2 separate regions of the Homo sapiens genome follow, and region 2 is linked to region 1. Evidence: chromatin loops called from intact Hi-C (ENCODE). Cell type or tissue: left ventricle myocardium inferior. All regions are shown on one strand. Links, peaks and the distances in the headings refer to the core of each region. The heading gives the core; the rest is flanking DNA. Region 1 overlaps RGS7 (regulator of G protein signaling 7). Region 2 holds the start of LOC100506929 (a long non-coding RNA gene).

Region 1 (5,390 bases), core at 339-5,338:
CTTATAAAATGCAAAGGTTTGGGGGAGGGTCTTGGAGTATGTTCACTTACCATTAGTCCAATACCCTGGATTCAGCAGAGGTAATTACTCCAAATAATTATAACTGAGAACTAGGCCAAGAAAAAACAACTCACAAAAAACCAGTACCTTTTTCTTTGCCTGTAGAAGCTCCTGATAGGCACTGGATCTTATAAAACGTGGGTATGAATCACTTTTCATCAGTTTGTAAATGTGCTCCTAAAAAGAAATAATGGTTGAGGTGCTTCTTTATGATTTCTTGGGAAAAGTAAAATATCATGATGTCACACATGGCTAAAGAACAAATCTAGTAGCAGCGAAAAATAGTAATAACAATGCTGATTAGAATACCTTCTATTTACAGGATATTTAGATCTTCAAATTCATTATCTCATTCATAGATCATTGTTTAAATTGGTTTAGGAGCTACTGAGGAGGCAAATCACATCCAGTCATTACAAAAATGGAATTTGATTAATAAAATGTCATAAAATTACCTCAAATCAAGTTGTTGACTTATATAGATCACTAGAGAATATAACTAAATTTGCTGTCTCTTAAAACTACTCCAGGCCTGAAGTGGGTAATGTTGACTCAGACTGAGTAATCATCCTGGATACCTTTGGCCTCTACATTTACTGGGAGGGTGCCAACTACCCAGAAGAATCAAATCATCTCTTTGGTACAAATTGCATGGAAAATTGTCTTCCATACCCACTTTGGGTCAGAGCACAAGTCCAAAAATAAATTTTGTGATATTTAATTGCTAAATCTCCAAATTTGTGTGCTCTTTCTTATTACTTACCCAGTGACAGATTAGGTAAATAGTTGATCATTTGCCCCTAAGAAGTTTGCAATATTCTGTTTTGATGATGAATTTTGATAGACAAGTCAAAAAAAAAAAAGGAAAAAGGTACTCATTCAATTCAATCTAGACCCAATCTAGGGAGGTTCCACTCTGGTCTACCGCAGCTCAGGGAGCTAACATGTGCCTTGATCTTCCAACTCTAGTGAAATATCAGTTAGGTGTAGAGCTTGGAACTATTGGAGAGCATTCTGAATGTTCCAGTTTTCTTTTCTTTCTTTTTTTTTTTCTTGAAGAAAATAGATGTTTCAAGAAATGACTCCAGTTCTCTGGTCTTAAACACAACAGCAATAATTTGAAGTTACTTTAAATTCATTTAAAGACATTCAGGATTAAATCTCAAGACTTAGCCCAATGGTGATCTTCAAAGGATGTTAAGTTTGGAACTGTATGGGAATTTGTTTGAAAAGTAGAGCAATGGCTGGTTTTGGAGTTAAGCATTTTGAGATTCACATTCTACCTTGCTCAAGAACTACCACTTACAAATGGGATAAATATAGGCCAACTTTTTCATCTCTCTGATCCTTAATTTTCTCATCTATAAAATAGCATTGTTGTGATGATTAAAGGAATAATAAATGTGTAGCAAAGCATGGGGTGTGGATAGTAAGTGCTCAAATATACTTGGGTATATGGCAGGTACTCTTTTAAGTGCTTTCCTGTATTAGTTAATATAAGCCTTACAAAACCCCTATGGGGTTGGTAACCATTATGTCCATTTTACAGGTGAAGAAACTGAGGCGTGGAGAAGTGGTCACAGAGCAGAGCTGAAATCAGAACCCAGGCAATTTACCTTACGATCAGATTTTTTTTAAAAACCACAAAAAAAACTAGAATTAAATATCTGAGCTTAACTGAAAAAGAAATCTAGGGCCAAGTGGTATTGTTTTCTATAGAATTTTTTTTTCTGTAAGAAAAGAGGATCCTCTTAGGCAAGAATATTTTTAAATGACACCGATAACTAAAAAAAATTCTATTTTAAACCTCAGGAAGGGCATTCCAAACATTTTCCACATTGTTGGCTCTAGAAAGATGCTCGGCATTTTATCTTGGACTGAAAGAAAGAAAAATCAGCAGAGAAGTGAGCAGCAGGGCCAGAGTTTCTGGCCTGCTCTCTGTCCTGTGTCTCTCTAGAGTGTAATTATTTCTACATTGGAGACCATGGCTGAACCACATGGGATAGGTATCCAGTTAGCTGTTAAAATTCATGTTAGTTTACTACACAGTTGCTGATTTCTTTAAATGAAAGCCAAGGAGAAATATATTTTCTATAGAGAGTGGAAATAAGGAAGGATATTCGTGTATCTCATTCTTCATCTTCTATATTTTATTTTAGTAATGTGTGTTTTTTAAAAGGTACTTTTTAGAATTAATATTCTTCTCCAAAAGAAGTTTAAGAAGTTATGAAGTATGCACGTTCTGATTTAAAAACCAACTTCAACACATCATTAGGGAGTGGGTGCAGTGGCTTATGCCTGTAATCCCAGCACTCTGAGAGGCTAAGGTGGGAGGATTGCTTGAGCCCAGGAGTTGGAGACCAGCCTGGGCAACATAGGGAGACCCACCCTGTCTCTACAAAAAAAAATAAAAAAAAATTAGCCAGGCATGGTGGTGCATGCCTATGGTCCCAGCTACTTGGGAGGCTGAGGTAGGAGGATTGCTTAAGCCTGGGAGGCCAAGGCTATAGCGAGCCATGATCATGCCACTGTAGGTAACAGAGAGAGAACTTGTTTCCAAAAATAAAATAAAATAAAATAAAATACCACATTATTAGGAAACACTATCCCCTCATTACAAGTTTATTTTTCTTCTTAAGTTTCAACATTTTTTGAGAGAAGGCAGAAATTCAAGTTGTTTCTACAAAGGGAATTAAGATCCAGTTTGAGAAAAGATGACTGAAAATTTGCCTTAGGAAGTTAGAATCAGTTTTCCTTATTTTTTCTTTCTGTAGGCTAAAAAATTAACTTGAAAATTTAAGAAATGTCAGAATCTAATGTTTGATTTTTTTTTTCACCAGAGATAAAACTGGTTTGAGTTTGACATAACTTTAAGCTAATTCAGTTTGAATAATTTATAATAATGAATAATTCAGGAATGTCAGAGTCTTAGAATGTCTACATTGAAGATGCCTTAAAGATTTTAAATCTTTTTAAAAAAATGTTTTAAAAAATCTTTTACTGAGGTGGGGTCATCATTAGATGGTGTTTGCTCACTTACTGGGGGGACAAACAGAGTAGAAAATGAAGTAAAAGTTGTAAAATATTTCAAATATGCCCCTTCATATAAAAATATTCAAACTTAGAAAATATTCCCAGGTTTTAAAAAAACTATTCAGTTTAATGTGTCTTTGTTCCTTCCTAGATCAGTTAGAGTTATTTTACAGTTATCTAAATTGAAAATGTTAGAAATAGCTGCCATTTAGAATGAAAATAAAATGAATACATCTAACGCTCAACTTCTCGGAAGCACGTTTGTGGTGTGAGGCTCACCGTACACCCACCTGAGCATCTTCAAATGTGTATCGTCCAGGTTCCTTCACGTTCTGTGTGGTTTTGTCATAACTCTTGGAATCCAAGTTAATAGCACTGGGGGCTCCGGGAGCCAGAAACTCTTGCCATATTTCCTGAACTCTTGAGGGTACTTCTTTAATAGGCCTCTTTTTCAGGTCCTCCACTGCCAGCCAGAATCTATGCAGAATGTGAGATCGGGTGTTTACTCTGATGGCCCATCATCTGAAAATTCTTGTGACATTTACGGATCATGCAGTTCATCATGACGACTCACAGCCAGCTCACTTTCTCTGAGGGCTTCCAGTATCAGGGTGGTACTGACTGTGTTCAAAGGATAATCTTCTTTGGAAGATTATTATGAAAAATAATTATTAATAAAAATATAAAAATATTAATAAAAATATTTTAAAAATATAAATAAAAAATATTAATAAAAATATAAAGAAACATGAAAAACTCTCTCTTCTAAGTGTTTGTTGTTAAAAGCAGATCTGTCAGAGCCCCGTATAACACTGATTTTACCTAAGGAAAGTAGCACTTCTGACTGTTGATTGAAAACAAAGAGGAGTTTGAAGGGAATTAAAGGTGTGGGACATGGAGCCTCCAATTGGGAGATAAAGCTGTGCATTACACTGTGTTCTTTGGATGTTCTGTCCATTTCAGCAATGGGGGCTAGTATGGAGAGCCTTTTCTGTTCTAGGTGGTAAGGGAATTACAAAGAAGCTTTGCTGGAGTTAAAAGAGGCCTGGACATAAGATCAGAAAATGCTCTGGCTGGAAAAATAAAAACAATTAACTAATGTTAAGGTAATTTAATTGAGAGAGTTATGGAATGACCAAAGCAGCAAGCTTTCACATGGAATTATTTGAAAAGTTGAAATGTGTAGAGGCATCATTGCAATTCAGAAGCCACGGAATAATATATACTGACTTACTTCTGAAGATAGACTTATTTATACCATATGTATACTGAAAGAACCTGGGAGTGTGTTTTGGTTGATAATAGCAAGTGGTAAAGTCTAGTGAGAAGGGGCCACATTGTATTAATCGGTTGCATTTCTTCAATATTTTGCTCTAGGCTAGAGCTTGCTGGTTAGATCTCTAGAAATAATGTTTAAAAGATAAATGAGTATATCATAATTTGTTAATAGAAACAAACACTCTACTAGAAAAAGGAGCTGCTAGGACTGTGTTATCCTCCATAAACACTCTTACTGCTCTAATAGTAGACGAAGTCAAAGAAAGGCAAAGAGGGCCACAGAGACAGCAAACTTCAGGCTACAGAGTCTTAAGAGAGGCACAGGTGATCAGCAGTACCTTCGTAACTACTAAGCTTTAACTTGACCATTAATAAATAATCAGAAATCAGTAATGAAGTGCATGAGCTAGAATTAGAATATCAACTACTACTCAGTCTAGTGATTTTTGAGTTTTCATTTCCAGATTTTGTTTTTTTATAGATATATGTAGCAGAGGATAATCTAAGTTTGACAACGCCTCAAACAGGAAACTACCACCATGACTTTTAGAAAGGAAGGCTCAAGACCTTTCCCTCTTAAAACACAGATTTAGACACTGTGCACTCTAATAGGAATACTATGCGAGGCTGGGCATGGTGGCTCACGTCTGTAATCCCAGCACTTTGGGAGGCTGAGGCGGGCAGATAACCTGAGGTCGGGAGTTTGAGATCAGCCTGGCCAACATGGTGAAACCCCATCTCTACTAATAATACAAAAATTAGCTGGGTGTGGTGGCGAATGCCCATAATCCCAGCTACTCGGGAGGCTGAGGCACGAGAATCGCTTGAACCCGGAAAGTGGAGGTTGCAGTGAGCAGAGATCATGCCATTGCACTCTAGCCTGGGCAACAAGAGCAAAACTTCATCTCAAAAAAAAAAAAAAAAAAAGGGAATACTACGCATAATCCGAGGGAGCAGAAGTGTTGAAATTAACATATGCTCAGGCAAGTTCATGCCAGCACACTCTGAACACATCAATC
Region 2 (5,390 bases), core at 303-5,302, 60 kb before region 1:
CCTCCTGGGTTCATCCCATTCTCCTGCCTCAGACTCCCAAGTAGCTGGGACTACAGGCGTCCGCCACCACGCCCGGCTAATTTTTTTTGTGTGTGTATTTTTTTTTAGTAGAGACGGGGTTTCACCTTGTTAGCCAGCATGGTCTCGAACTCCTGATCTTGTGATCCGCCTGCCTTGGCCTCCCAAAGTGCTGGGATTACAGGTGTGAGCCACCGCGCCCAGCTGTTAGCTGCTAATTCTTAATAGGCAGTATTTCCTTTCCCTTGGTGTATATATAAGATAATCCTTGCATTTATGTATTATTTTACCCCCCAGAACTCTGGAGGTGAGAACGAGTGAGCCTCATGATGAGATTATTGTGGGAACTTTCCTGAGCAAAAGAAAAAAACCAGGTTATTTCCCTGAGTCAGTGGTGCAATTTTTAATCCTACAATGACAAGAATGTTAGAAAGTCACGTGGAAAAGCTTTGAATGTGTGATACCCTCAGGTGTGGTCACCAGAGAAAACTTTAGACCTTTGAATCTTGAAGTCATTTTACGAACAGCAAATTGATAAAGTTCAATCTGTTTTTGCTTAGTGTGTACAGCAGTTAGCACGCAGGCCATTTGATGGTCCTGACTTTTTGCCTGTAAATATAATATTAGAAACTTGTGCTTCAAATAGATGGTGGGTGTTGATGCCAGATACAGTGGGAAAATGAGGTCTGACTATATATAATATAATATAGAATACATATTGTTTGCACCCACAGATTTTGTGTTAGCAAGACCTGCCTAAGAATCCCATGAGATCGATCCTTACGGGCACATGTTCTCCCAGGAAGCATCACGTCTTCCAGTCTCTGTTCTATTTATTTTGTTGCCTAGATTTCATATACTCACAGTTAAAGTGGGTAAAGATGTCAGATGTTGTTCCTTCCTTATTTGCTGATCAGAACCTCCAGCTCTTGGCTGGTTTGTTATGTCATAAATACTGCTTAGACACACACCTTACATGCAGGGTGTTCAGTCCTTGGAGCCTAAATCTAAGCACACAGACCTGGAGCTTTCCATTTTGGGGATATTGTTTCCTCAGTCAGTAATCAGGGAGGTCAGAATTCAGAGCTTTAGGCTTCGAATCTTAGGCAAAACCCAGCAAGAGTTTTGAAAGGACCATAGATTACTCTTAACTGACATGGCATCCCTGAGACTAATCTGCATTTGGATACACCAAGCTTTGTGAAGACCATAAAAGCCTCTGTTGCTTTCACAATTAGTTTGCCACTCTTCTTTCAGAGCTAGAAGCCAAGAGCAAAATGGGCATTAGATTACTCGAAGATTTAGTGTATTAGGTACTCCAGTGCCAGGCATACACTGTAAATGGATTAAAGAAACTTCAGGATACACTCCACCCTTATCTTTACTAGTTTAATTTGCTCCTCTATAGAGAGTACATTTAATAGATAATTGCCTCTATTCTCCTCCCCCAGTCCCTTGGAAATAGCATGGTTTCTTCCTGCAGCAGCTAATGAATTATCTTTATTAGTAATAAAGAATTCTGCCTTTTCATTCTTATAACTCATCTGAAATGCAATATATTTGAACACTAACATTCAGGCTCAAATTGATCTTTAGTGGAAGCATATGATAGAAAAAAAGATCCAAGAGAAATAGAATCTGTTGGTAATTCAGACTTTTGGTTTAATGCCAGGACTTACAGAAATTTTGGGTTTCTCAGGGGATGACAAAATTATAAAATTATTTGAAATCAATGAATAATATAGTACTTATGTATTTTTCATATGAGAAACTTCACTCCTACTAGAATAGGTGAAAGATTTCATGTTGAAGTCAGACAAGAAAACTCATCCATACTGGCACCAGTTGGAATTAACCGGTGTTAAGATATTAGCATGTTGGCTTTTGGTTTTTTTATCATATCTTAAAAAATTGCACAAGTTGGCCAGGCGCAGTGGCTCACGCCTGTAATCCCAGCACTTTGGGAGGCGGAGGCGGGCGGATCACGAGGTCAGGAGATTGAGACCATCCTGGCTAACACCGTGAAACCCCGTCTCTACTCAAAAAAATACAAAAAATTAGCCAGGCGTGGTGGCGGGCGCCTGTGGTCCCAGCTACTCCGGAGGCTGAGGCAGGAGAATGGCGTGAACCGGGGAGGCGGAGCTTGCGGTGAGCTGAGATCAGGCCACTGCACTCCAGCCTGGGCGACAGAGCAAGACTCCGTCTCCAAAAACAACAACAACAACAACAACAAAAATTGCACAAGTTATATGTGACTATATGATAAGTTCTTTAAAAACTAGAATGTTATGGTTAGAAACAAACTCTTACTTTGACCCCTATCATAATCCATATTGACTCAACCTCCAAGCAGAACCAATCGCTATTATCAGGGTTCTTTTATATACTTTCACCCCCACACACTCACACACATATAGCCACAGAAAATACTCTCTTTCTGGGGTTTCATACACATTGGTACACGTTATTTGACAGCTTACTTGTTTACTCAATGTTATTTTTGGAACTATATATATAGATACCTATAAATATAGTTCATTCTTATAACTACTGAATAATCATCCATGTGATTTCAATTCATTTGCTCACTTATTTACTCATTCCCCTGTTGAATTATGTGGTTACTTTCTACCTTCCTCCTTTCCTCTCTTATAAAGAATGCTGTAATACTCATCTTTACATATTTCCATATCCACACATATTTAACCTAGAGACTGAAAAGAATCTCTGAGAAATAGAGCATGTATATTTTCACATTTAATAAATGCAATCAAATTGCCCTCTGCAATGGTTGTAGTGATTTCCATCAGCAACTTACCTGAACTTCATTTTGACCTCTCAACAATATGTAATACTGTTAGATCTTAAAATGTTGGCTGATCCAATGGGTGAAAAATGGCATAGCATTATTTTAATTTGTACTTTCCTGATTACTGGTGACTTTTATCATCTTTTCATATGTTTGTTGGTATTTGGATTCTGTAAATTGCCCCTTTATATATTTTCCATAAGTTTTCTATTGAGTCATCTTTGTCTTTGTAAATTTTAGTTATTTTTGTATCATATCTTTATTTTTTGAGATGGAGTCTTGCTCTGTCACCCAGGCTGGAGTGCAGTGGCACAATCTCAGCTCATTGCAACCTCTGCCTCCTGAATTAAAGCAATTCTCTTGCCTCAGCCTCTTGAGTAGCTGGGATCACAGCCACGTGCATCACACCGGCTAATTTTTTTATATTTTTGGTAGAGTCAGGGTTTCACCATGTTGGCCAGGCTGGTCTCCAACTCCTGACCACAAGTGATCCACCCCCGTCGGCCTCCCAAAGGGCTGGGATTACAGGCGCCTGGCCTGGTATCATATCATTAAAAGTAACACTCCATTATATATGTTCTTCATCCTACATGTTGTCTCATCTTTGTATATGCTGTTTCTGATTAAGTAGAAGTTTAAAATTTTGATATAGCCACATTTATGACTTTCTATTCTATTGTTCTTATCTTGGGCTAATACAATTATTTTCTTTGTAACCCAAGGTCATAAACTTTTTGACTCAAACAGTTTACTTTTTCCATAGTTTTGTATATAATTTATTGAGTTTATTTTATATTCCACATTTTTTTCCAATTTTGTTTTTTCCATAGTGATAACTGTCTCCCTACCATTTGATTAATAGTGTACATTATCTCTCACTGATTTGTGATGCTTCCCTATCATACAACTATACTTCTATTTATGCTTCTGTCTGTATCTGGGCTTTTTGTCTGTTGCATTTACCTCATTTACCTATTCATGTATTTCTAGGCTAATTTCACTCTTCTAAAATTACTGTAGCTTCAGAGAAATTAGGCAAAAGAAAGAAATAAAAGGCATCCAAATTGGAAAGAAGGAAGTCAAATTGTCCTGTTCACAGATGACATATTCTTGTATACACAACACTCTTAACTACTCCACAAAAAACTGTTAGAACTAATTTAGTAAAGTTGAAGAATAAAAAATCAACATAAAATAACTGGTAGCCTTTCTGTACAGTAACAATAAAGTATCAAAAAAAGAAATTAAAAAACTCTACATTGCTGCTAAAATAATACAATACTTAGGAATAAAGTTAATCAAGGAGGTGAACTGTATACTTTCTGTATACTGAAAATAATAAAATATTGATGAAAGAAATTAAAGAAGACATACATAAGTAAATGGAAAGATACCGTGTGTTCATGGATTAGAAGAATTAATATTGTGAAAATATACATGCTCCTAAAGATATCTACAGGTTCAATTCAATCCCTATCAAAATTCCAATGATTTTTTTTCACAGAAATAGAAAAAGCAATCTTAAATCTTGAGCAAAAAGAACAAAGCTGGAAGTAATACACTACCTGCTCTCAAAACCTACTACCAGATATAATACTCAAAATAGCATGGTTGGCCAGGTGCAGTGGCTCACACCTGTAATCCTAGCACTTTGGGAGGCCGAGGCAGATGGATCACGAGGTCAGGAAATTGAGACCATCCTGGCCAACATGGTGAAACCCCGTCTCTACTAAAAATACAAAAATTAGCCAGGAGTGTTGGCACACCCCTGTAGTTCCAGCTACTTGGGAGGCAGAGGCAGGAGAATCACTTGAACCCGGGTGGCGGGGGTTGCAGTGAGCCGAGATCGCGCCACTGCACTCCAGCCTGGTGACAGAGCGAGACTCTGTCTCAAAAAAAAAAAAAAAAAAAAAAAAAAAAAGCATGGCTCTGGCATGAAAACAGATGCATGGACCAATAGAGCAATAGAGAGCTCAGACATAAATCCATGCCTTTATGGTCAATTGATCTTTGACAAAGATGCCAAGAACGAACAATGGGGGAAGAAAAGTCTCTTCAACGTATGGTGTTGGGGAAAACCAGAAATCCATATGCAGAAGAATGAGATCAGATCTTTATCTCACACCATTTACAAAAACTAACTCAAAACAGATTAAAGACTTAAATGTAAGACCTGAAAGTAAAACTACCAAAGAAAACTTAGGCGAAAAGTTCCATTACATTGGTCTGGGCAATAATTTTTAAAATATGACCTCAAAAACACAAGCAACAAAAGTAAAAATAGACAAGTGGAATTACATATAAGTAAAAAACATCTGGACAGCCAAGGAAACAATCAACAGAGTGAAAAGACAACCTGTGAAATGGGAGAAAATATTTGCAAAACACACCTGGTAAGAGGTTAATATCCAAAATATGTAAGGAGCTCAAAACTGCTCAATAAGAAAACAAGTGATCCATTTAAAAATTGGATGAAGGACCTGAATAAATATTTCTCAAAATAAGACATACAATTAACCAATGAGTATGTGAAAAATGCTCATTATTCATCATCAGGGAAATG

Evidence for each region. Hi-C counts contacts between places; a loop is a spot of excess contacts. Peaks named below come from ENCODE experiments on the same cell type or tissue, not always from the same donor. Only the 100,000 strongest peaks of a DNase experiment are listed, where the experiment ranks them.
Region 2: a loop joins it to region 1, with 4 times the contacts of the local background. A loop is called at or near these places in 2 of 110 quality-filtered maps.

What each region holds. Positions count from the first base shown.
Region 1 is chr1:240,802,757-240,808,146 of GRCh38, forward strand. It overlaps RGS7 (regulator of G protein signaling 7), which reads right to left. Exons shown (of 19, transcript NM_001364886.1): 15 at 3,384-3,570; 16 at 148-237. Among named protein-coding and RNA genes, the nearest start is that of GREM2, 190 kb to the left of the region's middle. In left ventricle myocardium inferior, for the core only: no CTCF peak of the experiment used is centred there; no DNase peak of the experiment used is centred there.
Region 2 is chr1:240,742,709-240,748,098 of GRCh38, forward strand. LOC100506929 (a long non-coding RNA gene) reads right to left here and starts at 942. Exons shown (of 3, transcript NR_188405.1): 1 at 883-942; 2 at 126-370. In left ventricle myocardium inferior, for the core only: no CTCF peak of the experiment used is centred there; no DNase peak of the experiment used is centred there.